Linked DNA regions of Homo sapiens: all the other regions are linked to region 5. The links are chromatin loops, found by intact Hi-C in ENCODE. Cell type or tissue: mammary epithelial cell. All regions are shown on one strand. Region 1 has its middle 35 kb from the start of KRT80. Region 2 holds the start of KRT86-AS2 (KRT86 antisense RNA 2). Region 3 has its middle 5.8 kb from the start of KRT84. Region 4 has its middle 5.7 kb from the start of KRT85. Region 5 has its middle 20 kb from the start of MIR9898. Region 6 holds the start of LINC02874 (long intergenic non-protein coding RNA 2874). Region 7 has its middle 6.2 kb from the start of KRT83.

Evidence for each region. A loop is a pair of places that touch in the nucleus more often than their neighbours do. Peaks named below come from ENCODE experiments on the same cell type or tissue, not always from the same donor. Only the 100,000 strongest peaks of a DNase experiment are listed, where the experiment ranks them.
Region 1: it touches region 5 in a loop (13-fold over the local background); 102 of 110 quality-filtered maps call a loop at or near these places.
Region 2: it touches region 5 in a loop (6-fold over the local background); 4 of 110 quality-filtered maps call a loop at or near these places.
Region 3: a loop joins it to region 5, with 8 times the contacts of the local background. A loop is called at or near these places in 17 of 110 quality-filtered maps.
Region 4: a loop joins it to region 5, with 13 times the contacts of the local background. A loop is called at or near these places in 98 of 110 quality-filtered maps.
Region 6: it touches region 5 in a loop (5-fold over the local background); 9 of 110 quality-filtered maps call a loop at or near these places.
Region 7: a loop joins it to region 5, with 7 times the contacts of the local background. A loop is called at or near these places in 8 of 110 quality-filtered maps.

Annotation. Positions count from the first base shown.
Region 1 is chr12:52,154,921-52,158,920 of GRCh38, reverse strand. No RefSeq gene overlaps it. Among named protein-coding and RNA genes, the nearest start is that of KRT80, 35 kb to the left of the region's middle. In mammary epithelial cell, a CTCF peak has its summit at 1,977 (motif pointing left); DNase peaks (open chromatin) are centred at 1,510, 1,960 and 3,280; H3K27ac peaks cover 3,107 bases.
Region 2 is chr12:52,277,542-52,281,541 of GRCh38, reverse strand. The region is part of intron 2 of KRT86 (keratin 86); the gene reads right to left. KRT86-AS2 (KRT86 antisense RNA 2) reads left to right here and starts at 2,386. Exons shown (of 2, transcript NR_199073.1): 1 at 2,386-2,601. RefSeq lists an enhancer at 266-1,465. In mammary epithelial cell, a CTCF peak has its summit at 2,395; DNase peaks (open chromatin) are centred at 401, 1,031 and 2,391; H3K4me3 peaks cover 326 bases; H3K27ac peaks cover 3,032 bases.
Region 3 is chr12:52,389,437-52,393,436 of GRCh38, reverse strand. No RefSeq gene overlaps it. Among named protein-coding and RNA genes, the nearest start is that of KRT84, 5.8 kb to the right of the region's middle. In mammary epithelial cell, a CTCF peak has its summit at 2,269 (motif pointing left); DNase peaks (open chromatin) are centred at 736 and 3,496; H3K27ac peaks cover 2,288 bases.
Region 4 is chr12:52,371,138-52,375,137 of GRCh38, reverse strand. No RefSeq gene overlaps it. Among named protein-coding and RNA genes, the nearest start is that of KRT85, 5.7 kb to the right of the region's middle. RefSeq lists enhancers at 598-767, 2,275-2,444 and a cis regulatory region at 2,359. In mammary epithelial cell, a CTCF peak has its summit at 2,403 (motif pointing left); a DNase peak (open chromatin) is centred at 2,387.
Region 5 is chr12:52,877,277-52,881,276 of GRCh38, reverse strand. No RefSeq gene overlaps it. Among named protein-coding and RNA genes, the nearest start is that of MIR9898, 20 kb to the left of the region's middle. In mammary epithelial cell, CTCF peaks have their summits at 1,167 (motif pointing right), 1,633 (motif pointing right) and 3,185; DNase peaks (open chromatin) are centred at 1,216 and 1,636; H3K4me3 peaks cover 363 bases; H3K27ac peaks cover 516 bases.
Region 6 is chr12:52,211,648-52,215,647 of GRCh38, reverse strand. It overlaps LINC02874 (long intergenic non-protein coding RNA 2874), which reads left to right and starts at 2,065. Exons shown (of 3, transcript NR_164133.1): 1 at 2,065-2,132; 2 at 3,046-3,106. LINC00592 (long intergenic non-protein coding RNA 592) reads right to left here. Exons shown (of 5, transcript NR_027358.2): 2 at 3,492-3,604; 3 at 2,621-3,049. RefSeq lists an enhancer at 1,640-2,201. In mammary epithelial cell, a CTCF peak has its summit at 1,974; a DNase peak (open chromatin) is centred at 1,947; H3K27ac peaks cover 301 bases.
Region 7 is chr12:52,325,596-52,329,595 of GRCh38, reverse strand. No RefSeq gene overlaps it. Among named protein-coding and RNA genes, the nearest start is that of KRT83, 6.2 kb to the right of the region's middle. In mammary epithelial cell, a CTCF peak has its summit at 1,926 (motif pointing right); a DNase peak (open chromatin) is centred at 1,825; H3K27ac peaks cover 732 bases.

The DNA of each region.
Region 1 (4,000 bases), 720 kb after region 5:
TCAGGCCATCACAAAATGCAGCCCCATGATCTTGGACTTCCCAGCCTCCAGAACCATGTGCCAAATAAACTTCTATTGTTTATAAAGTACCCAGTCTATAGTCTTCAGTTATAGCAGCACAAAAGGGACTAACATCCCCAGGCCCCTAGCCCCCAAAAGGTTATGCCAGCATCAACTCAACTGCAGCCTTTAAATCGTGCCCCCCCAACCCCCGACCCATCATTAGCCCCCGTCAGGAAGAGGGGTGTGCCACTGCAAGGCCAGCACTCAACATTCACTTGACAAACATGCATTGACAAATATTTATTGATACTTACGATGTGCCAGGCACATTCTAGGCCCTGGGGATACAGCTGTGAACAAATCTGCCCAAATCCCAGCCCACATGGAGTTTATGTTCTCATGGGAAGAAAAAAACAAGGAAGAAATATATTCATGTAAAAGACATAGCTGACTAGACGTTGATAAAAAGTGCTATGGAGAAAACTAAAGCAGAAAGAGCATAGGGAATGTTGAGAGTAGGGTGATTAATAGGGAGGTCAGGAAAAGCCTCACTAAGAAAGGAACATTTTGGCCAGGCGCAGTGTCTCACGCCTGTAATCCCAGCACTTTGGCCGGCCAAGGCGGGTGGAACACCTGAGGTCAGGAGTTCGAGACCAGCCTGGCCAACATGGTGAAACCCCGTCTCTACTAAAAGTACAAAAAAATTAGCTGAGTGTGGTGGCAGGTGCCTGTAGTCCCAGCTACTGGGGAGGCTGAGGCAGGAGAATCACTTGAACCCAGGAGATAGAGGTTACAATGAGCTGAGATTGAACCACTGCACTCCACCCTGGGTGACAGAGTGAGACTCCATCTCAAAAAAAAAAAAAACAAGAGATGAAGAAACAAGCCACGCAGAAGCCTGGGGAAGACCATTCCAGGAAGAGAGAATAGCAAGGCCAGAGGCCCAGAGGCAGAACAGCAAGGGCAAAGGCCCGGAGGCAGAACCTGCCTATCATGTTTGAGGACTTGCGAGGAGGGATGAGGGGAGAGGCGGGGGGTTCAGCCTACACTAGGCCTCAGGGGCCACTGTTGAACCTCAGCTTTGACTGAATGAGATGGAGGGTTTGGATCTGACCTCTGCAGTAAGAGGCAGGGGACCACAGCAGTACCATAATATCTGGACTTTTCTCAGCCTGCATTTGATAAGCAATAAAAGAGGAAAGGGCCTTCCCTGCCAGTCTCTGCCTTTTGTCCCATAATTTCCACTTCAAATAATCAAATGGGGGGAATAGTGATCATTTTGTATCCCAAGTATCCTAAGATACTCCCCCCGTTAGAATGTTAGCTCCCTAGCAGTGGCAGGAGCCACTGAGTGTGACTTGATCATTACCATATCCCCAGCGCCTTGCAGTGGACCTGGCACTTAGTAGATGCTTGGAGAAATGTGCAGACATACCAATGACGGAGGCTCTGGCAACCTCTCATAACCTCCAGGGTGACGTTGCGTGTCCAGGCCTGAGCTGGACACCTGGAAGACATTGCCCCATTCAGGAGAGCTCAGGTCACCCAGAGGCAACGCTGAAGTCAGACCTTGAGCGTGCCTGACTCTAGAGCCCTTGCCTTCCTTCCCCTCCTCACTGTCACCAAGAGCCAACACCCCCTGCCTCCAGAGGGACATGCAGGCCAGTGTGGTCACTCTCACCTCCCTCCGGCTCATTGGGCCCGGAATGTTCTCAGAGGGTGAGGGATTGTCCCTGTGTCTGTCCTTCTGAGGGTCTGTGAGTCTGTTGGAGAGGGCCTGTCCCTCTGGGGAGGATGTGTATATCTGGCCCTCTGGGAGTCTGCCCCTCATGTTGCAAAGTTCATGTTCCTCCACCCTTTCCCCGCAGGTGGGTCTGTGCCCGTGGTTCAGCCCTACCCTCCCCACTCCCATTCCCACCTGCTTGTTCCATGGCTCCCCACCATCTGCAGGCTCTGAGCGCCCCCTGCTGACCACTGCCTCATCTGCACCTCCACGCCCAATGGGGAACCAGATACCTATGGCCTGGGGTCTGGGACAGTGCAAAGAGCTGTTCCTGGGGCGAGGTGAGAGGATCGCTTGAGCTCAGGGGTTCGAGACAAGCCTGGGCAATATAGTGAGACCCCATCTCTATCTAAAAATAAAAATAAAAAATAAGAAAGAGGTAAGTACAGGGGGCAGGATTAGCCTCCTTGAGGCCTCTACCCCTGACTGGGGGCTGAAAAACACCTAGGCCCGCCTCCACACCTGGCCTTAATCTCTTTCATCCCATCCGCCACCTTCCTATTCAACACTCATCCCTGCCAATCCTACCTCTCCCCAAGCGCCCCTCCTTCGAAGTCCCTGTACCACCAGCAAGGCCATCACACATCCTGCTGTGACACTGACTCAGTGGGACTGACATGCAAATAGATTCCACACATGTGGTGAGTCAGGAGCCTGAGAAGGGGACACAGGCTGAGTGAACTGGAGTGAGGTCAGCCTTTGGAGATGACCACATATACCTGGGGACATGGCTATCTGCAGATATGAACACACATATGCACAGCCTATGCACACACCTACTCACAAATGCAGGCACACTGTGCACAAGCATATGTTCTTATGCATATGTTCACATGTGCACACATACAACACATACATGTGTACCCAACATACGTGCATTGTGCAAACATAAGTGCAAATGGACATCTGTGTGCACACCTCCATCCCTGGGCGGAGACATCCACGCCTACATGCAGGTGTCCTCAACAGGCGCAGGCAGACTGAGGCCCACCATCAAAGCACACATCCGCACATGTGCATACACATAGCCCTTGATCAGTGCTCACATGCACACACGTCCACAGGTGCCAGGAGTATAACTGGACTGAAGTCAGACAGACCTCAATTTGAACCCTGACCTGGCTTTATCACTCAGTTGCTCTGTGACCCTGAGCATCTGCAACTTTCAGAGCCTCAGTTTCCCCACCTGTAAAACTGGGTAATAAGGATGCCTGCCTATAGGGTTGGGAAGATTAAAGGAGACAATACATGGAGCAGACCTGCAACACAGACCTGCAACACAGCTAATGCCAGCAAGCATTAGCTGGCAGAACCCCAGCCTCAGACCTGTATATAACTGTGACTATAAAGTAATGAGAAGGGTCCCCTCTGGGGCGTGAGTCCCCCAGCACAGGCACACACATACACATGCACACACACACACACACACACACACACACACAGAGGCTGCTCTGTGTTTCTGCTGTTTACAAAGCTGCCTAGCTACGACCTGAGATCAGGAGCATGTGGGCTCACTTGGGAGCCCCACCCTTCCTCCCCAGCCTGTCAGAACAGGGCCTAGCGGGGAATCCTGCATTCCTCCTCCTCTTGGCTACAGCCTTTAGGGGTACAAAATGGAGGCCTTGGAGTCCTACTTCCCCCAGGCCCCCCCATAGGCTTTGCCCTTTTGCAGTGGATTGTGGCTGCTTTAAGGAGCTCCCTGAGATTGGGGGAGACTAGGGTCCCCCTGGAGGCTCTCCAGCCTGCCTGACAGTCCTCTCCTCAGCTCCATCCCCCTACAAGCCCGTGGCTGCTAAGACCATGTTTCTGGTGGAGGGAGGCCCACGGTGTCCCACCACATACTCTCCCCATGACCTCCTGGAAAAAGGAAGATGGCCAGTGTCCTCCTCTCCCGAGGATGCTAAGTCCCCTTGCAAAACCCTGCCCTGACAGGCCACTGCTGCCCCAACCCCCATGGCCACCCCAGTGCCTAAGCACTGAGGGAGAGGAGTTCCCTGTCGTGTACTCAGAGTGGAGAATAACTTGAGCTGATAAGCTAACTCTGAAGACCTTCCAGGGGATCAGGGATAGCCACATGGCCCCACGTAGTTTCAAGGTCAACCCTCGAAAGTGTAGCTTTCTGGCTGGGTGCAGTGGCTCATGCCTGTAATCCTAGCACCTTGGGAGGCCGAGGCAGGTGGATCACCTGAGGTCAGGAGTTCGAGACCAGCCTGG
Region 2 (4,000 bases), 600 kb after region 5:
CTCCACAAGAGACTTCCAAGGGGTTATGCAGAATGCCACATGCCAATGGTCAAAAACAGGGCCCAATACATCTCAGGACAGGACACACCAACCAGGACCATGCAGCCTCAACCCCATCACATCTACTCTGTGGCAGACCCTGAGGATGGATGAGACCTTCACTGCCCTCCTGGGGCTCAGATAGAGACATGACCACAGCCAAGTTAGCATCTGACATGTTTAAATACAACGGAGTGTGAGGCAGGCATGCAGAGCCAACAGAGGACTCACACCTTATAGTGCCCTTCTGCTGAGAAGCAATGACTGAACTGAGGACAGCCCTCCTCCCTTCAGAAGCCACCCGACTCACAAAGCTTATAAATGGGCTGGGGAATGACTCTCCATAAATGCACTGGGCAGTTTCCTCCCACCCCAGTCTGGAATGTGGCCCATGGCCAGGGGAGCCTCTCAGGGAATTAGTCTCCAAACCACAAACATTGCTTGTGATCCACAGGGCCCTGGCCCAGGAAGAAACTCAAACCTGACCCCAAAGCCCTGGGGATCTTCTGGATTGACATCAGGCAAGTCCAGGTTCGGTATTTGAAAAGGGAAAATGTGAGCAACAGTCCTGAGTGACGCAGGTTGCAGAATGTACATCCTAGATCCTGCCTACAATTCCCACAAAGTTCCCTTGTTGACATGATCATCATAGCAGGAGCTGGAGAAAATTGGGCTTGAATAGCAGAGAATCTCATGATCCCCTAGCAAAATGCAAGGAGCACAGAGCTGGACTAAAGAATCTTGAAAGAATCTTCAGGCAGCTTGTTTGCATTTGCGAGTGTTGGCAGGTCAGTATTTATCAACCAGGGCTGATGTGTGAGCCCAGTGGGGTCATGCCCCCTACCCCTCAGGAGGGTGGCATCCGGCTAGCCAAGTTTCAGTCCCATTCCTCTTGCATGAGACTTTTCTGTTTACACAAGAAGAGGGCCTTTTGGATACCTGTCCTCTGGGCAGGCACCCAGAAGAACACAGCAGACACTCTGGCACTAGAGTGCCTTAAAAAGTAAAGCCCAAGCCTCTGGCCAATGACGCACTTCAGCCCCACCCAGGGACATAGAAAGCAGAAACTATTGTTGCATTGATGATGTAATTTCATGCAATAGAAAGGAATGTGGGCTCACTGTACAGAAGCTTCTCTTGGGTCTGTGTGGCAGGGAAAGAACCCAGAAATCCAGCCTTTATCTAGCCACCCCACTCTATCTTCCGACCACCAAAATCCAATGCCTTGTAAAAACTCGGACCAACTTACACCCTGGATCTGAAGTAGAGACAGAGCTGGAGCCTCCGTCTGATTTCACAGCCCACAATTTCCTCCACCATAGTGTGTTGTTCCTCTGCCCGCCACCAGATCATATTAACACAACTCGGTGGCCCAATTGTGTGTTAAACCAGAACCCAAGCTTGGGCCACCCAATTGTGTTCATCTCTCTCCAGCCCCCATCTGCAAGGGCCACCTGTCTTCAAATGCCCCATCAGGGTGATAGAAGGCACTGGCCCAATCCCCATCTCACCCTTTTCTGTTTCTGCTCGGTTTCCTCGTCTATGGCCCACCTCCCTACCCAGAACCTCATCTCCAGGAATCCTAGAGTGTCTTCCTCACCATCCTGTCCCCTGAACCAAGCACTATGAGGCCATTCAGTAAGTATGTGTAGAGTGAATGGATGGATGGAGAATGGAATTCTCAGCTCTGCTGCCCAGAAGCTATGGGCCCCAGGCTAGACTCTTCTGCATGAATGAACCCTTTCTCTCGCTTTCCCCATGGACTCCGGGCTCCCCATCCTAAAGACTCTGGTTCTATAATATCGAATCATCATATACTTAAGTCACATAGACCCTCACAGCAGGAGGGGAGGAGGTTGCTTCCTGGTACTGTTCTCGCCCTGACCCCTCCACCGCAGCCAGGTTTGTCTGTGCTCTGGGAATGGCCTGGAGAATCCGGGTTTAAACTCCTGGCAGCTCAGACCACTCCACAACTTTTTATTGCAGAGAAGTCCCTGGAAAGAAGGGGTGGGAACAGTTCAGAGGGGCAGGGTTCTTGGTCCAGGTAAGCTGGCCACCTCTACCCAATGGCACCAGCGTCCAGGCCATCTGCACTGGGGATGGTCAGTCATAGTCCTGTAAGCTGTGCTCCAACGCCTCACGTCCCGGTGTGGGAGGCAAAAAGGAAAGATGATGTGGGGTCAGCTCTATGGGAGGGGGCATCTGACACAAGAGGGCTAAGTCTTTAGGGCAGAAGCTGAGGGTTCCTTGTCTTCTCCGGAGGGAGGCGGGAAGGGTTCAACATCTGCGGGAGCTGTGTAGCTAAAGCCCACGGACACAGCCGGGAGAGCCGCAGAGCGCGTAGCCGCCGCCAGGGGCGCTCGTCTCCAGGGCGCCGGAGCCTGCTCGGGGCTGGAGCAGGCAGGCGGAGCCCGGCTGAACGGAGGACGACTGTCCGAGGGAGGAAAGCCCTTCCTCCCCCCACCCCAAGCCCCAGAAGACAGACTTGCAGACATCTCCTCCAGATACACAGACCCTCCTCCCCACCAGGAGACAGATGTACAAACTCCCCGAAAGGAACAGGTAAACAGACCTCTCCCCAGAGAACAGACCACAGGACCCCCTTCCCCACACACGCAAACGCAGTCACCCCCGAGAGAAGAAATAGCCCCCGACAAAAGGAGAGGCACAGAGGGAGCTGTCACAGACACAGGAACAGAAACACAGCCCTTCTGCCTTCTCAAGAGGAGGCACGCCAAGGTGTGGACGGGGAAGGAGGGAATAAGGAGAATAAGATAATAAGATAAGATCCGACCATGCCAGCCTACTGTTTACTTACTGATGCTCCTTGCCCCAAATCCCAGACCAAGCCAGCGGAAAGAAGGAAGCAGGTGAGTCCATCTGTCTACTAGGTTTGGTATTCTGCATTCCCCAGGACACACACTCCTGACCCTCCCAGACAGCAGTCCTTCCACCCTGCAAGCTCCCTGGCGCTCTCTGATCACTCCTGCCTTAAATTCATATAACTCACTTTTGTTGATGACTTTTTGGAGGAAAGAGAAGACCAAAAAAAAAAAAAAAAAAACTACACTTTCTTTGGCCTGACTTGATCTTGGAAGGTGAGACCGTGAGGGAACATTTTAAACCTCTACAGGAGACCCCAGAGCAGGTAGCTCCATAATCTGAAGACTAGTGTGTGTCCCTAAAGCTGTCACTTAACCTCTCTGAAACTTACCCCTCATCTGTAAAATGGGGATAATAGGACCTCCCTGCCAGGGTTTTGTGAGGTGTTAAAGGAGGTGATCAATGCAATATGCCTGTGGCATGGGTGATCAGTTCCCCCTCCCTCCCCTAGCCTGGTGACAGCCCTTGTCTCCTACTGTTGTCTACTGAGTTGAAAGCCAAGCCCCACCTGGTCATGTAACCCCACCTTCCCCAGGCCTGGGGAGAGGGGCAGAGTTGAGAAGAAGGCACTTCACACAGAGACCTTATTCCCACTGGCTAGGCCTTGGTCCCTGCAGCTGTCTCCATGGACAAACCGGCCCCTGGTCTCTGATACTGGGGTGGATGACTATGGGTCACCCCGTCCCAGGTGCCAAAAGTACACATCAGCTAGAACTTTTTGTTCAAAGGGCTGTAAGATGGTGAGAGAAACCTAGCTCTAGAGGAACGAGTTCCTGGATACCTAGGTCATCTCTCTCCACCCTTCCCTGGCTGATGAGCGTGGTGCTGCCCTGTGCCCCTGCACTCCTCACTGCAGCCACATCTGAAGCACTTCCCAGCTGACCCATCATCCACTCTCTTCACCCTCCAGCAGCTTGTGGCAGGCAGCAATCTCAAAGTCCAGGCCCCACTTGACGATCACAGCTCTCAGTACTCACACAGCTGCTACATCACATCCTGCTTAGCTCGCTGCAGGGCAGCCTCCAGCCAAGCCAGCTTGCCCTTGGTGCTGCCAGAGCCACCCTCCTCCTGCAGAGCT
Region 3 (4,000 bases), 490 kb after region 5:
GTGCTTCCACCCTCTGTGAGGCCTCAGTCCCCTTTCCTCTGCCTCACCGACCCCCTGAAACAGCCCCTCCTGGGGGGTGCTTTCCCCCTTATGGCTCCCCTCTCCTGAGAGTTGGGATGACTCCCCACTCTCCCCAAAGAGCACCCATGCTGCGCCAAGCCCTGCATTAGAGGCTGGTGCTGCAGAATTGACTAAGACTCCCTCTTAACCTTGGAAGGACGCTCAGCCTCCCGGAGAGAAGATTCATAAATAATGAGGGCCAAACAGCATGGGAGCCCCAAGAAGCAGCTCACGACTGCCTGGCGAGGGTCAGAGACAGGATCACAGGGAAGACTGTATGGACAGGGGCTGAAGGGAAGTCTAGAGTCAGATCTGAGAGCAAGCATAGTCAGCAGAACCCATTCCTTCACATTCTCATTGGCTCATTCTGCATCTCTCAAGCACCTGCTATGGGGCTGGCTACCCAGGGCCTGGAGACTCAGTGCGGAATGAGACAGCCCTGGTCACGGCCAGTTTACCCCATAAAGCGCAGTAGACACTGTATGTGGGGCCGATGGTAGAGAATGTAAGATGGGGCAGCCACTGTGGAAGACAGCCTGGCAGTTCCTGAGCGTGGTCCCCACAGAGGTACAAGGTGAGTCAGCACTATCACTCTTAGGCATACATCCAAGAGAGATAGAAACCTATGTCCATGCAGAAACATGCCCGTGAAAGTTTATCACATTACTCCTAATAACTAAAATGTGGAAACAACACTGTGTAGACATGTCACAGTGTCTATCCAAAATATGGCACACCTACACAATGGAATATTCTCTGCCATATAAAGGAGTCCTGTGCTGATACATGCTACAGCATGGATGAACCTTGGAAACATTATGCAAAGTGAAAGAAGCCAGTCACGAAAGGCCACCTATTTTACAATTCCATTTGTATGAATGTCCAGAATATGGGAATCCACAGAGAAAGCAGAGCTGTGGCTGCTTAGGGCTGGAAGGAGGAGAATACAGAGCTTAGGGGAGTCATAGAAGCCACAGCTAAAGGTTGCTTTGGCCCGGTGTGGTGGCTGCACCTGCAGTCCCAGCCACTTGGGAAGCTGAAGCAGGAGGATCACTTGAGCCCAGAAGTTCAAGATTGCAGTGAGCTATAATCGCACCACTGCACTCCAGCCTGGGTGACAGAGCAAGACCTTGTCGCTTAAAAAACATTTTTTTTTTATAAAAAATAAAGGTTTCTTCTGGGGTGATGAAAATGTTCTAAAATTGGCTGTATTGATGGTTGCACACTCTAAAAGCCATTGACTCTTACATTTTAAATGAATGAATTATATACAGTAATAGCAATTATATCTCAGTAAGGCTATTTTTTTTAAATGGGGCCTTGGCCGCATGCCCCATGGGCTTACAGCCTACCGGGAAATACAGACCGGGGACACAAAATTACAGCTGTGAGGACTGTTGTGATGGTGGCAGAGCAGAAGGCCATGGGGACAGAACTGAGAGTCCCACCTTAGTCCTGAGGCTCTGGAAGCTCCCAGGAGGAGGGGCAGGCAAGCCTGAGTCCTGGAGGCCCACGGGACTGTCTGGGCAGGATGCCAGCAGCAGGCTCCAGGCTGGGGCATCACAGCTGCCAGCTGGGCACGCAGCACATGGCTGGGGCCTGTGAGTGTGATTCCGGGGATGCACATCCACATGCTGGGAAAGAGAGAAGGAAATGATGGATCTGAGAGCCTTGTTCCCACTTGAAGCCTCGTCTCTCTGGACCTGGGCCTGGATCCAGCTCCACTCCCTGCTGAGGACTAATTCAGAGCACCCTAGAGCCAGAGTGACCCTCCGCCCTGTAGTCAGCAAACAGATTCCAAGGAGACTGGCCACCCCATCTCACAGATGGCTGCTCGAGGCCCAGGAAACGGCCCACCTTGGTGTTGGGACTGAGCTAAGAATGAAGCAGAAGAGGGAAGGAAGACTCCCCCCACTGCGGTGAGGTAGGCTCGGGGCCTGGTAACCACCCTTTTGGGATTTTGGTTCCAGAGTGCCTGGCCCCTGATAAGTGTCTGCTGGGCAGGGAGGCTGCCTGGAGTCATCCCATAAGCACTGCTCATCCCAGGAGTGTGCTCCCACGCTCAGCCCTGGATGTGAGCACAGAGACCAGGGCACCCCCTCCAGGACACCCACCAGGGACTCCCCAGCATCGTGCAGCTGTGTCCCCATTCCCCCTTCCTCCCCAGGAGAGGAGACATTCAAAACAGGCGGGACAGATGTGCCTCCTGGTGGTGGCTGGGATGTCTGCATTCCATTCAACACAGCAAACACCTCCTGAGTGTCTTCTGGGGTCAGCCCTGCAATGGGTGCTGGAATACAGTAGGAACAGGCCCCGGCCCCCTGCCCTGGTGAGAAAGAGAACCGTCTGCATGAAGCCAGAGTTTCACTGTACTCGGCTTGGCCTGGAGTCTCCTAATCCCAGCCCCTCCAGAATGTGCCAGTGAGGATAGGATGGGGAACAACCCAGAGAGGCCTAGGGAGGCTGGGGGGACCTGAACTGGAGCTCTGTATTTCTGTGTCTGTCTCCACAGAAAGTCTCCCATTTCCTGGCCCTCTTCCTCCTGAAGCTTTCAAGTGCTCACCAGAGTTTCTCTCCCTCCCACACAGCTCCTCCTTGTTCCCCTGGCCCCTCCCTTGGGTGACTCTGCCCCTAATGGCCCTTCCTCACACCAGTCACATCTGTGGTCCCAGGTCCACCCACGATTGCCACACTCCAGCCAGGGTCACCAAGTACCCAGAAAGAATCCTGGCAGGGGCTGGAATTGGGAAAATGGCTCTAGAAATGGCACCCTGAGCAGAGGAGGGGGTGCTTGGAGTCGCTGAACCTGGAAGAGGCTGTCCTAGCCATCCTAGCACCTAAGTGCAATGCCAGGCGCACATTAGCAACCAATAAAGGTGTGTTGAAGCAAACTGAACTAGATGTCTACCAGGAGCAACATTTTCACTCTGGACAGGTGACAACCATGTGGGCCATGTGAGACATCGCATTAAACCTGAAAAAACCATCCTTCCTGGAAGAAGTGAGAGGGGTGGGTAGAAAACAAGAAGGGGGTGCTTTATCTTCCGTGGGGAGGCGTGTTCATTCATCTGAGAGGGGAGAGAGGAGGAGGTACTGGCAAGGGTGGACCTAGCCTCTCACACACACCCCCTGCCCCCCGACCCCCACCCCTGCTGGGGGGACTCTGAAGCTTCCTTTCCCAGCAGGAGCAGGTCTTAGCATGAAAACTTCTCCAGCCAGTGCCTCTCTCCAGCACAAACTCGTCCCCAGGCTAAACAGAAGCCCTCTGAAGCCTTCTCAGAATCTGGGCTTCCCCTGTCATCCCCTTTCCCACACACACACCCAGCCACAGTGCAAACAGCGTTCCCAGAACCTGCATGGCCAACCAGGATGTCCCCCTCCCTCAGGCAGCCCTTCCCCTCCCTTTCCTCTGCTCAGCGTTTCTGCCTCCTCCCTGCTCCACAGATAGGATCCTGATGACCCAGCAGCCAGGCATGGTAATGCAGCCACGGAGCCTGGGCTCAGCCCGCAAGTCTCTGGAGTTACACTCAGGCTGACTGACAACAGCAAGAAGAAACTGTTGCAGCAGCAAAACCTCCTACCCAAAGTTGCCAGGGCAACTCCGCCCCCTCTCCCCACCTGCCACCCCCTAAAAAATGACTGAGGGTTGTGTTATGCATCGTCTGGCGAAATAATGCCTCCAAACTGCAAACTGCTGATGGTGACAGTTCATCACAGAGCAGGGACTATGCTTGACTGGTCCCAATTACAATTACCCCCACCCCACCCAGCCTGATCAGGGTTGAGGGAAGCTGGGACATGGGACAGGAATGGCTAATGGGGTATGAATGCATCTGCCATGGGAGCAGGAAGGAGGCGGGTGTGGATGGGAACAGGGATGACTGTGTAGAAGTGAAGGGAGGATTGTGCAAAACAGAGAAGAAAAGGGAGGAAGGGAGGG
Region 4 (4,000 bases), 510 kb after region 5:
CACTAAAAAGTAATACATAGAGATACACTCAAAAATCAATAGAGGTCAGGCGTGGTGGCTGACGCCTGCAATCTTAACACTGTAGGAGGCTGAGGCAGGAGAATCACTTGAGCACAGAAGTTCGAGACCAGCCTTGGTAATATCAGAAGACCCTTTCTCTGCAAAAATAAGAATAATTATAATAATAAATAAGTTTTTTAAGTCATAGATCAAAGGAAAATATATTAATATCTAAATAATCCAAAGAAGATAAAAAAGAATAGAGAAACATCAGAAAGGCCAAAAAGAAAACAAATAATAAAATCACAGACCTTAAATAAAACAATATTAATAATTACATATAGCATAAATGGTCGAAACACACTGTCAGGGAGAAAAAGCTTTCCTTTACCCACTTAGTTTTAGTGCTTGGAGTCTGTGAATTAAGATGACCAAAGACAGATTAACAGAAGGAAAGTTTAATGCCTACTGTCACTGTCTTTGGTAATTTGTGTCACTTTCAATCAACCTCATTTACTTGACATTTATAGAGCACACCACCCCAAACAGAAAAGTATACATTCTTTTCAAGTGATAATAGGGAACATTCACCAAGATAGACCTTGTAAATTATGTAGCCAGTCCTGCCTGAATAGCTCTATATCTAGTAAGTGTGCACTGAATGTACAGTTTTAAACCTTCCCACAGAGAAGAATTCAGGCCTAAGCATTTTCACTTGTGAATTCTACCAAACATTTAAGAAAGAATTCAACCCAAACTCTTCCAGAAAACATAAGAGAAGGGAAAACGTCTCAATTCTTTTTGAGACCAGCATTACCCTGCACCAAAACCCAATGACATTATAAGAAAAGAAAGCTATAAACTAGTATCCTTAATGAACAGAAATGAAAAAATCTTCAGCAAGGCATTAGTAAAGTAAGCACAGTAACAAATGAAAGGATAGTATATCATAACCAATGACAGTTTAGCCTGGGAATGCAAGGTTGGTTCAACTTTCAAAAGTCTATTAATGTAATTCATGATATCAACAGACTAAATAGGAGAAACAGTATAATTATCTTGACAGATGCAGAAAAAGCATTTGACAAAATTTAACATCCATTCTTGGCTTAAAAGAGAGAGAACTCTCAGCAAACTAGAAATTGAAGGGAACTTTCTTAGCCTGGCAAATGAAATCTAAAAAAAAAAAAACCTACAGCTGACAGCATACTTAATGGTAAAAGACTGAATGCTTTCTCTCTAAGATTAGATACAAAATAAAGAAGTCTGCTTACACCACTCTTAGTATTGTACAAGCTGTCCTGGCCACTGAACTAAGGCAAAAATATACAGGTTGGAAAGGAAGAAATACAGCTCAGAAGTCTTCATTTTCTATATAGAAAATTCTAGGAAATCTTTATTTAAATATCTACTAGAGCTAATAAGTGACTTTAGGAAGGTTGCAGGATGCAAGGTCAATATACAGAAATCAATTGTATTTCTATACACCAGCAATGGAAATTAAAAAATTGTTGAAATATCATTTCCAATAGTACCATTTAATTCCAAAGGATAAATACTTAGGCATAAACCTTTAAAAAGTATATGAGGATCTGTATGCTGAAAACTACAAAACATTAATGAAAGAAATCAAAGAAAACTTAAATAAATAGAAAGATATACTGTGTTAATGAGCTGGAAGACTCAATATTATTAATATGTCAGTTATCTCCCAGAGATGACATAGGGGTCAAACCCATGGACAAGGGCACAGGCAGACCTGAGTTCAATCCCAGGTCTTCCACTTACTGGCTGCGTGACCAAAGGTAATGAGAGGTAACAATAATACCTAACATATGTTGAACTGAGTAGTGTTCCAAATAATTCTCACAGGTTAACTCATTTTATTCTTTCAATATCCTTAGGTGGTAGGTGCTTTTATTATTTCCCATTTGACAGATGACAAAACTGAGGCCCAGAGAGGTTAAATAAGTGGTGAGGCACAGGAGCTCTGACTCCTGAGCCCATGCTCACCACCACTGTGCTGTTCTGCCTGTCACGTAATCTCAATACGCCTCTTGCCTCATTTGTAAAATGGAAAAATATGTCGTACCTCAAAGAGATGTGGGGATGACATGCAATGGTAATCCAAGGTGCTTGGCACTCAACCTGGCCCACAGTGGGTACACAATTGCTTCAGTAGTGGTGGTGGTGGTGGTGTTTCTCTTTTGTCAATGAACAATAGCTTTGTCAGCAGCTCAGCCACTCCAGTACCAACCACAGGTGGATGCAGAAGCGTCAGGGACTGTCTCCAGCTTCCAAAGATCTGGAAACCAGAGCCAGCTGCAGGCAGATCCCTGGCCTTCTCTGCTTCTGCCACGACTGAACTGCTGCCAGGCCAGCTGTGGGAATTTGCTGCCCTCTTCTGGCCACCAACTTCGGACAAGAAGGCGTAGGAGATTTTCAAAGCAGGCTACCAGCAGGATTGGCTTGTGCAATATAGCAAGGAGAGGAGGGAGCTTAGAGTCTTGTAAAACCATTTTGTTTTTCTCCAGATTTGTAATTAGGACACAAACATAAAAACAATAAGTAACAGCTTTTAAAAATAAATCTATCTCCTTTCTCACCAGCCCAACCCAGCCGTTTTCACCGTTCTGTGTTCTTTGTCTCCATGGGTATTCAGAAAACCACAGCCTTGAAGCAGGAAAGAGCCAGGGAGGGGTCTTAGTCCCATGGCTTTCAAACTGCATGTGTTCCTCGGGGCTCAAGGGCCAAGGCTTCCCACAAGCTGTCATTTTCTGCCAAACCTCAAATATCTAAAGTATCCAAGATAGCCATTCATTTATACATTCATCAGTCAACAATATTTACTGAGCACTTACTATATTCCCAGCACTTTTCTAGGTGAACAAAATGAACAAAACAGACAAAATCTCTGCTTCCATGGAGTTTACTTTGGGGTGATGGGAAAAACAGACAATAATCCACAAATAGAATAAATAAGTAAATTCTGGACTGTGTTAAGTGTGATGGAAAAATAAATAAATAAGAGCAAGATAAGCTGGATGGAGAGTGCCCTGGGGTGGAGGGCAGGTTGCCATTTTTTTAAAGGGTCAGAGAGATGGTATAGGGGCAAAGCCCTGCAGGAGGCAATGGGCAAGCCACTTGGATGACAGGGGAGCATTTGGGTGGAAGAGACAGCAGGGCACAGGCCCTGAGTCAGGAGTGCACCCTGTCCTGGTGCTCCAGTGGGAGGTCACTGTGGTTGCTGAACACAGGGAGACCGGTGACAAAGGCCACAACACAGACAGGCAGTGCAGGGCCTTGTTGGCCATTGTTAGGACTCCAAGCAAAATGGGGAATTGGGTGTTTGAGCAGGGTAGAGACATGATCCAACTTATGTTTTACGGGGCTTACTCTCCTCGGCTGAGAATGGAGTTGGAGGGCCAGGGGCAAACAGGGAGACCAGCATGTCAATCTTATCTATTCTATAACTACATAAGTAAATACATGGCTTTATATAGCTGTTTTCCTCCTAGGATTTGGGGAGATGGCTCAACTGCCAAAAAGAAAAGAAAGAAAACATTTCAAAACCATTCATGCAGTACATTCCTGAAATCAGAGGCTCTGTAACGACTGAGCCACTGCTCTGATCCCGAGTAACCATGGAAAACAGCAAAGCACCAGGGAATGCTGCCAATAGGAAGGCACGTGGACAGAGTTCGGGAGGAGAATGGAGTTTCTTGGAGTTGCCGTGGAGCAGGCCAGGGAGCAGCTGTGTCAGCTGGGCACGGAACCCCGCCATGACACACTGGAGAACGTAGAGTTGCTCTGACCCTCCTTTCTCTCACTTAGGGTCCCTGAATCATGCCCAAGTCTTGTGAAAGTCAAAGAGAGGGAAAGAGGGCTAAGAAGAGCCTCCAAGAGCTGCGTCTCAGCAGCGGCAGTGGCGTAGCCTTAGATGCATAATAAAAGTGTGGCCAGCAGAGGCAAAGGGCGGTACCCAGTTTGAATCAGCTGT
Region 5 (4,000 bases):
GCAGTGAGCTGAGATCGTGCCACTGCACTCTAGCCTGGGTGACAGAGCAAGACTCTGTCTCAAAAACAAAAAACAAACAAACAAACAAAAAACAAAAGAAAAAATGGCTGGGGGTGCAGTGGCTCATGCCTGTAATCCCAGCACTTTGAGAGGCAGAGGCAGGCAGATTGCGTGAGCTCAGGCATTTGAGACCAGCCTGGGCAACATGGCTAGACCCCATCTCCACCAAAGGAAAAAAAAATTGCTGGGGCCGGGCGCAGTGGCTCATGCCTGTAATCCTAGCACTTCGGGAGGCCGAGGCGGGCAGATCACTTGAGGTCAGGAGTTTGAGATTAGCTCGGCTGACATGGTGAAACCCTGTCTTTACCAGAAACACAAAAAATTAGCTGGGTGTGGTGGCACACACCTGTAATCCCAGATACTCAGGAGGCTGAGGCAGGAGAATCGCTTGAAGCTGGGAGGCAGAGGTTGCAGTAAGCCGAGATCACGCCATGGCACTCCAGCCTGGGTGACAGAGTGAGACCCTGAGACACACACACACACACACACACACACACGCCCGGGGGTGGTGGTGCATGCCTGTGGTCCCAGCTACTTGGGATCACTTGACTGGGGGCGGGGGTTGGGGGGGTATGCCAAAGTTTGCATTGAGCAGAGATCGTGCCAGTGCACTCCATTCTGGGTGACAGAGCTAGACCTTGGCTCGAAACAGACAAACAAAAAGCCAAAAAACAAAACAAAAAAAACAAACCCAAAACACACAAAACAAAACAAAACAACCTGTCCTGAACAAAATCAAACAAGCCACAGGAAACACAGCAGAGAGACCGAGGCCAGAGAGGCAAGGCTCGCCTTGATTCCTGCAGCATAAGAACCTGAGCCAGCACAGAGGGGATTGAGGTGCAGCTGATTAAAGGGGCAAAATCTCCAACACCAGCTTCTGCCTTCATTTCTAGACTTTGAGAATCCAGTATTGGCACTGGGGGACAGTGCTGTGCTGGGGACCCAAGGGACACAGAGAAGCGTGGGCAGCCGTAGATTATCCTCTTTCCCTGCAGCCTGCTGTCAGCCTGCTTGAACTTCTGAAGAATGGGCACCAAGACGGCTAGGATTGACCGAAGCGGGATGGATTTGTGCAAACCGGAGAGACATCAGACATCCACTAGGAGGCAGCAGAGGAGCAGGGAAAGAAACTGCTCTCCCGGCTTCTGGAAGCCGAGCCTGCACACCCTCCCACCCCCTCACTACATCCTCCCTATCCCAGGAGGCTGACTTGGGAGGTTGTTGGGTTGCAGGCCACCACTAACCGACAGGGGGGCTTTGTGCAAATCAGAGGAAGCTCCCATCCTCATGGGAAATGTAGGCTAGGGCATGACTTGGTGAGCGGAGCTTGGGGTGGATCAGTCCACGTCCTCCTATGCCCTGTGCCCTTGGCAACGCAGGGGCCATGGTGGGGGGTGGGTGGGGGGAGCTGAGGGCGGAGGGCACTGAGGAGCAGGGTGAGACAGGCGTGCTGCTGCTGGTGTGCCCTCCACTGCACTGTGTACTGGAGGTTTGAGTGCCGGCGCGAGGCAGCAGGGGCTCCCCGCAGAGGGCGCCACATTGCCCCGCGCTAGCTCTGCGCCGGCTCCGGCCTTTCCAGCAGGTGGCGGGTTCCACTCTCTGTCCTGGAGACTGCTGAGGCCCTCGCGGGAGGTCCACGCCTGCACGGGCCTGGGGGCAGAAGCGCGTGGGCAGGACCCAGGAGGACAGGCAAGCCGGCAGCAGACAGGCCCCAGGAGAAAGCAGCCGCCTGTGAGCCAGCGGCTCCGAGGTGCAGCACGCTGTCGTTTTGGAGGCTCAGAGAGGGGAGTTGGGCAGCATCGGGCAGAGCCAGGGTGAGAACTTCCGTGTCCTCACTCTCAGTTCAGTGCGCCTTCCTCCACAGCACTCCTTCCAGTTGATCCCAATCATGTCCCAGCCTGGCCCAAACCCTTCCTTGGAGACACACAAGCCCCTGAGCTTGGCACTCCAGGCCCGCCTGACCCCGCTGAAGTCACCTCTGCCGTGGCCTTCCACTCAGGCAGCTGAATCCCCTGGGGGTTCCCTGAGGAAGTCGCACCCCCTCACACCCTTAGCCCCTGTGCCTGCTGTCCCCCTGTCTGCAATGCACCTCCTATGGCTGACCCATCCACTTGTGAGCCTTTCATCTTCCCAATTTAGTTAGGATTTCCTCCTCTGGAAGCCGTCCCTGCCCCTCCGAGGCTGGGCTCCCCCTACCCTGTGCTACCCCACAGGGCCCTTCTCACCACACCACAGCCTCCCCAGCAGACGGTGAGCTTGGCCAGGGCCCAGTCTGACTGGAATGCTTCTGTATCCCCGTGCCTGGCACAGAGCAGATGGTTGTAAATATCTGCTGTTAAATGAAAGAAAGGCCTTACTACATTCCCTCCCCACCCTCTGCAGCGGCAGCCTTGCCATCATGGAGGGAAGACACGCAGGCAGGGGGCTGTGGGTGTGTGCATGCGTGTGCGCGTGTGTGTACTGTCAGGTGCACATATGGAGGGCCTCAGGCACCAGAGACAAGGAATAATTCCTATGGGAGATTGTATGTGCATAGGCGCAGACAGGTACAGACAGGCACAGACAGACATGTGCACACCAACCCAGAAAGATGTGGAGCTTCATACACACGGGGAGATTTATTTAAAACAAAAACAATTTTCATGGAAGTGTAACATACATAGAGAGAAGTACTCAAGTCATAAGTCTACAGTGTGATGAAGTTTCACAAACTGAACAGATCATGCTACCAGCACTCATGTCAGGAAGCAGAGCAGAGTCAGCCCCCAGAAGTCCCAGTGAGAGCTGCATTTTTTTTTTTTTCCAGACAGGGTCTCGTTCTGTTGTCCAGGCTGGAGTGCAGTGGTGTGACCAAGGCTCACTGCAGCTGCAGCTTCAACTTCCCAAGCTCAAGTGATCCTCCCACTTCAGCCTCCTGAGTAGCTGGGACCACAGATGTGTGCCACCCTGCCTGGCTAATTTTTATTTATTTTTTGTACAGACAAGTTCTGACCACGTCGCCCAGGCTAGTGGGAGCATTTTGAACACCTGCTGCCTGACTCCTAAGCTGAAAGGCGGAGGGGGAAGGGCACAGGGAGGAGAGTCTGGCGCCCTCCAAGGGCCTGGCCTGCCCTGAGTTGCTCTAGGGGTGTTACTGCTTTTTAACCTCAGGCCCTATCTCTGATGACTTTCCTGCCACCGTCATTGCCCCTACTACTCCAGCACCTGGGTCTGCCGGGCCCTTGAACAGCTCCCTCCTGGGTCTGCCCGGCCCTTGCACAGCTCCCTCCTGGGCCAGCAGGCTCAAGGGTTTATGTGTCCTCTTCCCAGGTCCACCTCAGGTGCCATAGGGCTTCTACGGTTTTGAGCTCTTACCAGCCATTGGCTTATTTCTGCTTTCTTCCCCATGCCTGAGGGGCTGGTCTGTGAGAGGGCATGGCTTTGGCAGTGACATTTTGCAGCTCCTTGCCCCAGCCAGGCTTATCATGGCTCTTGGGTAGGGGCAGCAGGGATAAAACGAAGGCTACTCCGATGTCCTGGAACTGCAAAGCCAATGGGTGGGCAGTGTGCAAAGACCTGTCCCCCAGAGCCAGCTATCCCAGTGCAGAGCTGGCATGACTGTGTTTGGGACAATGACAAGAGCCTCCTGACACTGTGCAAGTCTGTGTGTTGAGACATGCATAGAGACGCTGTGTCCAGCTGTGCATATTTTATGGGGACTATGCATGAAACTATGTGTGAGATGGGGGTTTGGGACACCGTGTGGTGTGCTGGGAGTATATATGATTGAGTTGCACGTGCAGGGCTGTGTGCTGTGGGCCTGTGACAGGGAGTGCTGGTTAGGTATCTGTTCCAGTGGTGGTGTGTGTGCTTGAAAGCCTGTGTGTGTGTGTGTGTGTGTCTGTGTGTGTGTGTAGATGTGTTTGTTGGTTAGGGGCAGTGTGGACAGAATACCTTG
Region 6 (4,000 bases), 670 kb after region 5:
GCTCAGGACAGCTGTCAGCTCTCAGGAAGGAGACACCTGTCATTTCCTGAGCACCTACCATGTGCCAGGCACCAGGCACACCTCTGAATTTCATTGGTATAATTAACTTGAAGGGGATTTCTGATCTTTCGTAGAAAGGAGAAAAATGAGGATCAGGCAGAAGTGAATTCAAAGGCCAATCTCTTAGCACCGAGCACAGCCATCCACTCACCCTCAGTGCACTCCCTGGGGCCAGCCACCACCACCCCTGGGAACCACTGTTTCTTTTCTAAAATTTAAAAAAAAGAGAGAGAGAGATTGGGCCAGGCGCAGTGGCTCACACCTGTAATCCCAACACTTTGGGAGGCCAAGGCAGGCGGATCACTTGAGGTCAGGAGTTGGAGACCAGCCTGGCCAACATGGTGAAACCCCATTCCTACTAAAAAATACAAAAAATCAGCTGGGTGTGGTGGCACAATCCTATAATCCCAGCTACTTGGGAGGCTGAGGCATGAGAATCGCTTGAATCTGGGAGGCAGAGATTGCAGTGAGCCGAGATCGTGCCACTGCACTCCAGCCTGGGCGACAGACTGAGACTCTGTCTCAAAAAAAAAATACAGAGAGAGGGTCTCACTATGTTGCCAAGGCTGGTCTCCAACTCCTGGACTCAAGCAATCTTCCTGCCTCAACTTCCCAAAGCTCTAGGATTACAGGTGTGAGCCACCTCACCCAGCCTCACCGTTTCTTCATTCATTCCTCCATCCCACATTTATCAACGGCTTCCTCTCCTCTGCTTCATGGCCAGTCAGTCCCAGAGGGCAGACTTTGGGAAGCCCACCAGCTCTCCTGAAGGAGTCAGGCTTGCCTGGGAAAGGGGGCACTTGCACCCCAAGTCCACCAAGGCAGAGACAGGTATCCCTACTCCCTGCAACCCTCTCTCAGCCAGCGGGTGGGGCTAGCGTGGCCTCCATGGCTGCAGAGGGGTCTCTGGCCTGGACTGCAGCATGGTCTTGGCAGCACACTCCTGCACCCAGTAGGTGCTTCGGGAGGCATCCTTGCTGTCCCCTGGCATCAGCCCTGCAGTGGGTGAGCAGGTGAGGTGGCAGGAGCAAGGAGATCACCTCTCATTCCTGTGGTTTCAGGTGCCTGGCTGATGTCAGGCCTGAGTGATGTGGCAGTGGGGGCAGGGGGTCACTGTGTCTGGGGCCTGAATGGGGGCTGAGGCTTTTCCTTAAAAGTTCATAAATCACTAAATATGTCCCCTTTCAGCACAGCCACACCCTGGGCCTGTGAGGATGCATCTCCTCATGCAGACACAGACAGCTTTCCTCAGGCCCTGCTCACTGCTCACATGTGCCTTTATGGTGCCACAGGGATATGGTCTCATATCCCTCACACGTGCAGTGAATACACACATGTGCACATAACTCACACAGGCAGATAGTCCCTCTTGGGCACACAGGTGCATGCTACAAGCAGCCTTGTGTAAGTGCCCACAGCCCCCTCCCACCTCACACATGTCCACGTGGCTTCATGCTATTCCGGTGCCCACTGGTGTCCCCAGGCACAGAGAAGCACACACTTGGCAGGGCACTTAAGCTTCTCCAAGCACTCAGGGAAACACATGACTTTGTGCTATCGCACATGCTCCCAAATGTACACACTCACAAATATGCAAAGTCTGCAGGAGCCTGAATTCCATCACACACCTGCACAGTCATGTGCACTCAGCACTCACACATACACTGCGGTTCCCAGGGGTGGTGCTCACTCAAGGCAGAAGGTACACACTCAAATCATGCACACACACCAGATGCGCACGTGCATGCATGAACAACAGACTATGCCCAGGTGTCCACACAGCATTCGCACGTTCATGCCCACCAGTAGACTTGTAAGCGGGACCTTCAGGACATCAGGAACGAGAGTACAGCAGGGAGGGAACTGCAGCTGGCAGGATGCTGCAATCCCCAGCCTCACCTCTGGGAGCCGCTGTCGGGTCTGCAGCCAAGCCCTTGGCTTGGAAGGGCAGGAGCCTGCCTGAGGCACAATCCCACTGGCCTGAGCCAGCAGGTGGCACAGCTCAGGCTGGACCCAGCCAGCCTCAAGGAGGGAAGAGAGGGACATCATGGTGGCGCTGGACTCCCTGCAGGGTATGGGATGAACTCTGCTGCTCAGATGGGCAGGGGCTGCAAGAAGGAAGAATGGGCAGCTTGAACTCAGGGAGGCGGGTCTGTGGTGGGGCAAGTGGATGGAATAGAACTGGAGGGTGGAGGAGGAGATGGGAAATGGAAGGGCAGGGGGTTAAGGAAGAAATAAAGGAGGCAGAGGGAAGGACTGCGGGGAGGGAGACGAAAAGGTTGAGGATAGGAGGGGAGTGAGAGAGAAGAGAAGCAGAGAAGAAAAAGTGAGGAGAGAAGAGGGGCCAGACCGGGACAGAGCAGTGCAGGGCTGTGAGGAAGGAGGTAGAGGGATGGGCACGCCCTGCACCACCAGCCACCTAGCCTCCCTGTCCTGCCAGCTCCATACCCCGTCAGGAAAGACAGGCCAGGGCTCTGCTGCCCTGTGCCTCCTCCCTTCTCCAGACCCAGGATGTCGGCATCCCTGGATTTTGAGATCCAAAAGGCAGGGCTCAACTTACCCCACATGGAAGACAGTGACTCACACAGATGAGCCTGCTAGAGCACCTTTTCCAGGAGCAGAGACCCACAAGGGTGGACGGGGGCTTGCTTTCCCCTCTCCTGGGGCTGGCAGGAACACCCCACTCTTACCCCAACTCACAGTGATCGCCGGAGGGTGGTGCACTCTGCTCCAGCACCTGCCACCTGCCTAACACGCACTTGGGGACAGCTTCCAATAGGATGCAAGTGGCAGACAAAGGTACCCCAGGAGGGCAGGTGGGGGAGGGTGAGAAGCACTGGGGAATGGGCACCCCTCATCTCCCACAGGCTCAGCGGCTCCCTCAGGACAAGGAGAAAGCTGGGAACCCTAAGACAGAACTGGAGGTTCTCGTTGCCTAAATCTCTCCTGGCTTGCTGCACATGGAACCCATTTCTTCCCATTCAGGGCTCTGCAGAGGCAGAAGATGAACAGTAAGATGCAAAGATCTGGCAACCTTCAGAGCTGGGTGAGTCCTGGGGTCCTCACCCCATTACGCCTAAGCTACAACCCCATATTCCCTGTCCTCCCAGCCCTGGGGGCCCTGGTCCCACTACGCAGGGGTGGCTCAAAAGCCCAATGAGCTGGAAGGGTCTGAGAGAGCACCCCATGTCACAGGGGAGGTGAGGCAGCCTTGGACCTGGGATCTTGTTTGCGGCTCTTTATCATGGACACACTCCTAGAACTCCCCAGTCCCTCCACCTCCTCCTGAAGTACTCCAAGAGCTGGTCAACACCGAGAGCCCACCTCAGGCTGTGGCACGGCTCTTGGTGGGGCCTGGTGGGTCATGGGCTTGCCTCTCCCATAACTCAGGGCCCAGTTGGAGACACCGTGACTGTTCACTAATCAGACACCTGAGTGTGTAGGAGAAAGGCCTTGCCCACTCTATTCTTCAGATGAGAACACTGAGGCTCGGCGAGGCGACAAGTCTTTCTGAGGGCCAGTGGAGCAGACCAGCCTGGGAGGCCTAAGGGAAGTGCTGGCAGAGCTGAAGCCGCGGTTCCCCTGCCTGGTCTTGCAGTCCAGCCCTCCACCTCACCCTTCCCCCTCCCTCAGCCCTGCCCTGGGCTCCAAACTCCGACCTGATGGAGTCCCCACACCCTCTCACCTGGGCAGGCCCACCTCAGACTGCCTGCTCTAGACCCACACACCCCATCCCCTCCTCCCTCTGCAGGAGCATGCCCCTGCCATCACTCCCTTGCTCCATGAAACCCAAAGGCAGACCCCTCGCAATCCTCCCCATTCCCATAGCACTGCAGCCCCTGCATCTGACCACATCCCTTCCTGCTTAAAACTCTTCAACAGCTCCCAGCTTCCCTTGGAACAGAAAGCTCACTCCTCATGTCAGCATTCAAGAGCCCCG
Region 7 (4,000 bases), 550 kb after region 5:
TTATAAAGTAACACCTCTTTCTCTCATAATTCTAGATCAGTAGAAGGTCCCTGTCTGTGAATTAGAACCCTGCTTCTAAGATGCTTCCAAAGTAAGTGAGACTGATAGCTGGGGGAGAGGACAGAGAGCCCAGGGCAGAATAAGAGCTTTGACCCAGGACAAGAAGGGGGAGGGTGCAGCTACACCTGAGGCAGCATGGAGGCAGAAGCAGTGTTTCTGGGATGCAGAGTTCTGAGAAGAGAGTGTACAATGACCAGGCTGAAGAAAGGGGGTGTCTGAGAAAGCAGCTTAGAGTCTCCTGCATCTGATGGGGAAGGGAGACACAGGCTCTTCTGATTTCTAGGGTGAAGAAGTAGACCTAAAATCCTATGGATGGCTATGTACAATAAACTAGGATATTCGCTGTGGTATTGTGTGAGGAAGGGGAGAGCAGATGCATTTTTCCTGTGTTCCCCGATTTGCAGCCAAGGCCTAAAGCTGAGCACAAGAGGTTGTCAGCATCCCTCCTCTTCTAAGACAGCTGCACACACATGGTCACCACCCCTCATAGCCATAGGCCCAAAAGATGGTCTCAGAGGACAACTGAGATGGAAGAGCCATCCAGCAGCATGGAGGGCAAGATGTGGCCATATGTTGCAAGGCAGCACCAGGGTAGGGGACCTTGTGAAATCAACCCTCCAACAACAGGCTTGTGGGCCACCACCTAAATTTAGAGGCAGCCACGGAGCCTGCTGCCCTAACAAGCTATCACCTAGGCAGGGAGCCCTGCCTGACAGTCCCTCCCCTGACTCAATACATGCTGCAAATCTCAAAAGAGAAGGAAGGTGGAAGTGTGTGATGAAAAGACCCCCATCCCACCAGGCCATGAGAGCCATAAATATGTTAGTTTGGGCATGTGGAGAGGTGGCCTAGTGGCGGGGGGAGACAGAAGAGGTTTAAATGGAGCTAAAACTGAAAACTTACAATGAATTTCGATTGTCTTAATTTCTGGAATGATGCCAATACTCAACAGTGATTGCAAATTATGGAATCCAGGTAAGTCTGTTCCACTTTACTACAGCAGTTACTAAGTCCTCAAATTTAGTAGCTTTAACAACCAAATTTGTCTTACTTGAGGACTGCAGTCCGAGCAGGGAGAGCTCATTGTGTCTGTTCTAAGGAGCTCCTGCACCCTCAGGCAGCACCCAGAGACTCACAGCGTCCGGAGCAGTGGCCACCCTTCCCCTGCTGCTCAGACCCATGAGGGGAAGAGTGGCCAGCCCCAGCCCCTCACTGCTTCCAGAGGACACTGCTGGCCCAGATAGCACCCAGAGGGGTGCTCTGTGCACCCAGGTCCCTGAAATCCTGCACTGTGAGTGCTCCTGAGGAGAGCAGGATGGGTGTGCATCTCATGGGAGTGGGTGGGGTGCAGGGTGGAGAGGACTTGGGAGGTGCTGAGCAAGGCTGTTGGGGGACCGGGTTAATGTGTGGGGCATAACCAGACAGGTGGAGGGTGACCAACAAGCTCAAGCACAGGGCTTGGCTTCGGGTTCAACATAAGGCCCACTTCAGGTTGCCCAGCCTGGCTAAAGCCTCCCTGTTCCTGGAGGGATCCAGCAGGAGTGGTACAGCACGGAGGGTGGGGTGGGACATGACGCCCTCCAGGGCTACCCCCTCCAATCGTTCAGAAGGCTTGTGGGAGGAGTATCAGAGACGAACAGGAAGAAAACCTTGGCCCAGAAATGCTTGTCATTACCCCGGAGCTGGAGCTCACCCAGCTTCATCACACCTGCATGGCATGCATCCATTTCATAGACCGAAACCCTGAGTTCTGTGGCTCAGAGAAGCCATATGAGTCATAGCTGTGCTGCAGAAGGTGCCTTAGAAAAGATGTCCTGGACTGCCAGGATTGCCACAATGTTCCCACCAGAGGGCACCCTAGCTTGGCATCAGGAGGTACCCAGTGCTGCCATCTAGGAGAGCCCTTTTCCTACAAGAAGCCCTCCTATGTTGATCAGCGTGGAGTGTGGCTTTCGTGGCTCTTCCCTGCCTGGAGTTTTTCACTTTCCCAGGGGCTTCTCTACATGTGCTCAGCACTCGGCCGTGTACCCCTCCGTGGGCAACCCACCGCCTCCACCCCAGACATTAACTTTCTAAACAGATCTTATGAGCCAGTCTCCCCTCCTCCAGCCCATTATATGCCTTCGCAGCTTTAGTTCCCAAAAGCTCCACTTTCAAGATGCATCTCCCCAGGCACCAAAGGCTCAGCAGAAGACATCTGAAGGCTCCTGGGCCTGATTTTCAGGCTGGCCCCAGCAAAGCTCTCTAACTCATCTGCTAGGGTGCCTCCAACTTCCTTCTGCTACACATAATGCCACAATGAATAACCTGTTCTTTGCATAAGGACTGCTTTCATATGTGGGGTTGGATTTCTCTCAGGAGTGCGAGTGCTGGGTCATTTACACATTTACACATGCCTGAATTCACTGAACAACTCTACGTTGCTTTCCAGAATGTCTACACCACCCCACGCTCCCAACCACAGTGCCCCAGGGTTCTCATCCTCCCACCCCTCCACATCCACCTTTCTGATCCTTGCCATTCTGATGGTACAAACATAACTTGTGGCCTGATCTGCATCTTTCTAAGGACTGGGGGCAGTCATCATTTCTTCATATTCCTATTAGCCATTTGGGCTTTCCCTTTGATGAACTGTCTATTCAGATCCCTGACTAGCTTTCTACTGGATTTCCTTTCTTTTACTTGTGGATTTGCAGGCATTCCTTATATATATAGACGTTTCTTATACACACACACACACACACACACACACACGTATAAGGAATATATATATATATAAATATATAACTTTTCCCAGGCTATCAACTACCAACTATTTTTTTTTCTGTGTAGTCTTTCGCTAAACTGGAATTTTTCATTTTAATGTGGTCATGTCGATCCATTTTTTACCTGGTCTTTATTTTCAAGGTTTGCTTAAGAAATCTTTCCCCACCCATAAGTAAGGACATTCTCCTACATGGCTTCTGCTTGCCTTTTAGCTTTATCTGTCCTGGCCTTTAATTCATCCGAGGCTTCCCATGGGACATGGTATGAACTAAACTCCAGCTCTATGCTTTCCATACGGTGTGTCTATTTTTTACAAATCTCACCAACTGAATAAATGGCCCTTTGCTTGTTGCAACCCTCATTAAATACCAAGCTTTACTGATGGGAAGGGGCCTGTTGTGAGTGTCTGTGCTGCTCCATTAGTCTATCTACATATTGCTGCACACTTTATTATTACTATTTTATCTCGAGTCCTCAGACTTTCCTTTCCTTTTTCATAACTGGCTTTGCTATAAATAAACTTTACTCTTTCAGAAAAAAATTAATTTTATCAAGTTCCTCAAAATAAATCCGGCTGGAATTTTTGTTGGGTTTGCATTGAATTTGCCAACTAATTTAGGGGCAATTTATAACTTTAGAATGCTAGGTCAAAGTATTCCTGAATATAGCATAATTCCATTTAATCAGATTTTGTTTTTTATTTTCATTATAGAGTTTTATATTGTTCTCCATAGACATCTTGTGCATACTTTATAAAGTTATATAATACTTTATTGTTTTTAATCTGTCTTAGGAATGACATCTTGTTTGAGATCTTGTCGCCCAGGCTGGAGTGCAATGGCGCGACCTCAGCTCACTGCAACCTCCGCCTCCCGGGTTCAAGCGATTCTCCTGCCTCAACCTCCCAAGTTGCTGGAACTACAAACGTGCCTGGCTAATTTTTTTGTATTTTTAGTAGAGACAGCGTTTCACCATGTTGGCCAGTCTGGTCTCGAACTCCTGACCTCAAGTGATCTGCCTGCCTTGGCATCCCAACATGCTGGGATTACAGGCAAGAGCCATTGTGCCCAGCCATATTTTCCATATATTTTCTGATTAGCTGTCACTGATAAAGAAAAGCACTTTTGATTTTTGTAAGTTGACTTTGTAACTAGCAGCACTGCTCAACTTTTCC